Regions from separate parts of the Homo sapiens genome. Here region 2 is linked to region 1. A link is a loop called in an ENCODE intact Hi-C map of the cell type or tissue named here. Cell type or tissue: PC-9. All regions are shown on one strand. Links, peaks and the distances in the headings refer to the core of each region. The heading gives the core; the rest is flanking DNA. Region 1 has its middle 59 kb from the start of LINC01948. Region 2 has its middle 47 kb from the start of ANKRD55.

Region 1 (2,811 bases), core at 150-2,649:
CTGCTCTGTCAGGAAAAAGGATTTTTTAAAATACAGAAAAATGTTCACATCTGTACTGAAAAATTTAGTGTCATAAATTAGTGATCTTCCACTAAGACTCAATAACTCATGGTACAACCAGGTGATAGCCATTTCATTTGAATGTTTTGCAAATTTAACCTTATTTTGGAGACAGCTAATGTAATAAGGCACTCTCATATTACTAGTATTCTTATACTTGGTCAGTTCCTTCTGGAAGCTCATAGTAGGACTAGACCCACAGGCATATAAACATCAAGGCACTTTGCTCAATAGTGCAGAACTATAGCAACCATAATAAATGTCTCCTTTTGTGAATGATTTAAATAAAGCCAGAATGCCTTTGGGTTAGTTTTTATCCCTGGAAAAAGACAAATCATTCCACTGGCAACATATAGAATATGTTCCTTGGAATAAATGACATATGACTTAAATTTCTTCTCTCTAGAGGATAGTTTTGGCAAGCTTCTCTATGTGCAAATGTGAAAGATACAGTTTTCACCTGGAGTAGAAAGTCCCGGAAGTCTGTCCTGCAGAGCAATCACTAGAGTGCTAGGAATCCCAGAATTTAACAAGTAAAATTCAAAAGAAAAGTAAAAGTGAAAAGGAGAAGTCTCAAGTAATCCATTAAATGTTTCTGGAGCAGACAAAACAAAATAACAAGGCAAGGCTGTGGAGTTGCATAACAAGAAAAACATAAATGCATATTTTCCAGAAAGCACTGGCCTCTCACATAAGTTTAAAGAGACTGATGCCTCTGGCGAGGGGATTATACTAGAGTTGCAATCACCTTTATGTTTTATTAGTGCTTATTATTACCATGGTGAACACAATGCTATCTGCTTCCCTGAGTGTGTTTGAAGTATAGGAAAAATCCAAAGATTTTTATAAAGTGAGGGATGGTGATACAGTACAACTCCTACGTGCACATACATATGGACGTACACAGAGAGAGACTCAAAAGAGTTGCATTTTAATTTCTCAGCAGAAGGAAACTTAGATTCTTTCATATCCATCTGTAGTTTCTAGACATTATATGGAGAGACAGAAATCTGAATTTGGCCAGTGGCGAGGGCTGCCCAGGGTTTAATTAGATCAGCACGCAGACTGGGATATGCTGACCTTTTTTGTCCATGCTAAGCCTATAGGCTGTATTTCTGAATGCCTCCCTCTCTGCAAACTGTAACAGGAGCTTTCATTTTAAAGTGCTTTCCAAACTTTATTCCTTATTGCCCTTGAGGAGAGGCCCTTATTAGTCTCTCTATTTTGCTGACTGGAATGAACTGACCTGCTTAAGGTCCAGTGGGAATTAGTGCCCAAACTGGAATTACCACTTTGGTACCTTTGGACCAAGTCCCAGGAACTGGCTGTTAAGGACAGGGCTATTGTGGTTCTTTCTCCTCCTGCTCTGTCTCTGCAGAGTTAACCCACTCCAAGGAATCGTTTTTGTCCGTCTGTGAGCTTTGGTTTTGATTTCTGCTAACTGGATATAACCATATTTATGGTATTTTCTGATCTTGTCAAGTGTATTTGTGCTATTTATGATGTTGACAAAGGTTCACTTTTGATTAACGTTAAGGAACTACTCTGTGCCAGGATCTATATACGTCCTCAGACTTACAAAAGTTAGACAGCTGGACACATTCTGCTCCTATGTGTATATCCTTGGAAAATTTTCACATGGGCCTGTGAGGGGTACGAATAAGGACACAAGGTTGTTTTTTTTTTTTTTTTTTTTTTTAATGACAGTGAAAGTTGAATGCAACTTTTTTTTATCAGAGAATTTTCAGGTTATTCATTTATTCAAAAAATATTTATTGAGTGCCTGTGACTTGCCAGGTCTCAGCAAAACCATCAATTATCCTGCAGCATTCATGGTTGGAGCTGCGCTCAAGTCTTCTAGGGCCTTACTATTGTAATACTGGCTGCCCACCCAGAACTACCAGCATTTGAACCTCTTTGTCTGGGAGGCTTCCTCTGGTTGCTGGAACCTGTCTGCCCCAGGGCAAGCTGGAAGTGTTGAAGAACTGATGCCTGCCTGCCCATGCCAGCACCTTGCAGCAATGACTGCTCCAGCTCCCTCCAGCTCCCTGGCTCCTCAGGTGGAAAGACCAGCAATGCTCTACACTGGCTCCCAGAGCTCCCCAGTGGGGTAAGCTCCTCTTGCCAACAATTGGAATTTGCTAAGTAGTAATCCCTGTATACTGGCTGCCTTGCCTTCACCAGCTCACTTCTCCATGCCCTTATAAACATTTCCTGGGATCACCTCCCCAAACTACCCGTACTTGAATCCTGTCTCAGGGACTGCTTCGGAGGGACACCCTCTTAGGGTGTCATTGTTTATGTATCTAATATCACTAGTTTAAAAAGAAGTTTTAGAAGAACCCTAAAAATGTTTGAAAAAGAGGGGGTCTATGATCTCAAGAAGCTCCCAGGCTAGCCATCCTTTTTCCCAGAATGAGGGGAGAAAAGTGAGTGTTTTAATACTTATTGCAAAGGAATCTGTATATTAGATTAACCCATATGAAATTGCTGATATTTGGTCATTGTTGACATAAAAATGTCAGTTTCATCTTCTGAGAAATCAAAAAGAAAACAAAAACAAAAATGTCAGTTTCATATGGCTCAATAATACATGGATGGCATTTTTCTTTTCTGAGACAGAGTCTGCAGTGGCCTATCTCTGCTCACTGCAGCCTCCACCTACCGGGCTCAAGCAATTCTCCTGCCTCAGTCTTCCAAGTAGCCAGGACTACAGGTGTGCACCATCACCCTGAGTAATTTTTGTATTTT
Region 2 (2,811 bases), core at 23-2,522, 140 kb before region 1:
GGCTGGAGTGCAGTGGCACCATCATGGCTCAACCTCCTGGGCTCAGGTGATCCTCCCACCTCAGCCTCCTGAGTAGCTTGGACCACAGGCGTGCACCACCATGCCCAGCTAATTTTTGTATTTTTTCTAGAGACAGGGTTTCACCATGTTGCCCAGGCTAGTCTCAAATTCCTGGGCTCAAGCAATCTGCCCACCTCAGCCTCCCAAAGTGCTGGGATTACAGTTGTGAGCCACAACGCCAGCTGAATTAAAAAGCATTTGAAGAGGTGCCTGAAGCTGTGGAAGGCAGGAGACGTAAGAAGCCCATATGGCAGAGTTTCCTGAGCTAATGTGAGCACATGCGATGATCGGGGCTGCTAAGGGAAGTAAGCAATTCCTGCTATGGCTGCCACACCCCAGTGGGACTTGCAGGGGAATAACAGGACACTGCTGTGTCCACCACTCCAGGAGAAATGTCTCTTCCAGAGCTGCTGAAAACACAACAGATCTCCCTCTGGGGCAGCCTGACGCCAGAGGCCGAGGGGAAAGAGGAAAGTGCTGTCTGATGCCCACTGCAACTTCCATTCTATCTGAGGCAGGCCATTTCCTAAGGCTTGGAGGCTGGCAGAATGGCAATCAATTTCAGTCAACTGCCTGCTCACTTCCATCAGTGGCTTGATGTGGCACAAAGAATGACAGGCTCCCACTCAGAATAGGAGAGTTCAAATTCTAGCTTTTCTAACCCCTGCAAATCTGGCAACTGACTGAATTTCTCTGGATCTATAAAATGGGACTAATTCTGTCTACATCACAGGTATGATTAAACTGGAGAAGATTTGTATGAAACCAGCACAAGTTTCCCCCCCCCACCCCTTCTCTCCCTTTCTCCCTCTACCTTCACTCCTTCCTTCTGTGCAAGCCAGCCTAGCTAGCTGGAACAGGACATAAACAAGGCCAAGGGCATGAGTTTGATGCCCATATAGGACCAGAGTCCTGGATAGACAACTCGCAAGTTGTGTGCTCATGCTTCTCATCACAGAACAAAGGCAGTTTGCCACTGACCAGTGTCACTGTGGACAAATACTATTTATTCAGCAAGGATGCCAAGCATTTTTAATCCCTGACTCGTCAGGAAGAAGAATTTGGCAAAGGGGGGAATGGGGGTGGGGAATAAATGGGAATAAATCCAAGTGAGGCAAGAATGTAATTAGGAGGGTCAGATTCTACTGCTCTGGAGCACAGAAGGAGAAGGGAGGAGGTGGTCCTTTCCCTTGGAAGAATTGGCACAAGGACCCCAATTCTCCCTTTGTAAACCTGGAAAAGAGAGCCCCTTGAAAAATTTTGGGGTTTTCATTCTCCCTCCTGGAGTTGCTCTGAATCCCATGGCTGTGGATCCCTGCGGAGTGGTGATATAATGGAAATGAGTCCTCAAATATCTCCATTTGCACTAAGCAGTTTTTGTGTGCCATGTGGCTGTAAGTGTAAGTACTATCATGCAGGAGGTATGTCCATTTTTTACTTAAATCTGTGTCCTTATATTAAAAGTAGTTGGAGTTTAGACCCACATGACAGCCAGGCCTGATAGTTGGGTTCCCTATTTCATTTGACACTCTCTTTTGCCCCATATGTCTCCACACTAGGGGTTCAGCAGCCTAGCCATGGGAATGGACTTCATAGAGGCTCCTTCTTCTTGGCTGGGGGCCCTGGACCCTGATGAGGGCTGCCCAGAGCCTTCCCCTGCAGTGTCACCTTCTTGTGAGCTGAGTCTGAGGAGGTGCTTGGCTTCCCCCACCGTGTAGAGATGGTGGCCCGCGTGGTGACAGTCATTTGCTTTCCCTGCTTTGGTTGGTTGCCTCACTCTGCCTGCTCCCTTCTTTTCCTCCAGCTCTTTCTTCCCCATCACAATGCCTTGTTATGATCTCCTCTTCCCCTCCCCATGATGCTAGAAACTGCCTCTTGTCTCACCACCCCTTTCTTCTTTTCCCAAGATTCCTGCCTCCTCTTCGAGCTCTCTCACTCCAAGTTTAAGCCGTGAGAATTTCCTTCTCTGCAGTACCGAAAGATGCTCTTAATACCAGCTCCTGCTCCAGTGGGCCCAAAAAATTCCTCCAGGCAAGTGGGCACAGAGATCATCTTGAGAACTGAATAAGTTTAAAGGGGGAGAAAGTGGCATTAATTGAGCCCTAACTCTTTGCTAGGGAACTTGCATGCAATATACATCTAATCTTCACAGCATTCTTTTGAGATCCTTTACTACCGCTTTGTGGATGAGCAAATTGATGCTCAGAGAAGGTAAGTGCCTAACCTGAGGCCTCAGTTAGTGAATGGCAGTCATCATCTTTTCCCAGTCTGTCTGACTCTGGAGTCATTCTCATTTCTACACTTCCGCCCCTCGCTGAATCCACAGTAATCTTCACATTCACCTCTGGCTAATGCAATTCCATCTTGATTCTTAGGAAAATATGATGTGTCAGGTTGAATTTTAAACACAGCATCTGTATTAATCCCTTTCCATGCTGCTGATAAAGACATATGAGAAACTGGGAACAAAAAGAGGTTTAATTGGACTTACAGTTCCACATGGCTGGGGAGGCCTCAGGATCATGGCGGGAGGAGGAAGGCACTTCTTACATGGTGGTGGCAAGAGAAAAATGAGAAAGGAGCAAAAGCAGAAGGTCCTGATAAACCCGTCAGATCTCACGAGACTTATTCACTATCAGGAGAATAGCACGGGAAAGATCAGCCCCCATGATTCAATTACTTCCCCTTGGGTCTTTCCCACAACATGTGGGAATTCTGGGATATACAATTCAAGTTGAGATTTGGGTGGGG

What was found. Peaks named below come from ENCODE experiments on the same cell type or tissue, not always from the same donor. Only the 100,000 strongest peaks of a DNase experiment are listed, where the experiment ranks them.
Region 2: it touches region 1 in a loop (5-fold over the local background); 5 of 110 quality-filtered maps call a loop at or near these places.

The regions. Positions count from the first base shown.
Region 1 is chr5:56,420,914-56,423,724 of GRCh38, forward strand. No RefSeq gene overlaps it. Among named protein-coding and RNA genes, the nearest start is that of LINC01948, 59 kb to the right of the region's middle. In PC-9, for the core only: no CTCF peak of the experiment used is centred there; a DNase peak (open chromatin) is centred at 1,348; H3K27ac peaks cover 1,020 bases.
Region 2 is chr5:56,279,083-56,281,893 of GRCh38, forward strand. No RefSeq gene overlaps it. Among named protein-coding and RNA genes, the nearest start is that of ANKRD55, 47 kb to the left of the region's middle. RefSeq lists an enhancer at 392-995. In PC-9, for the core only: no CTCF peak of the experiment used is centred there; a DNase peak (open chromatin) is centred at 1,059; H3K27ac peaks cover 439 bases.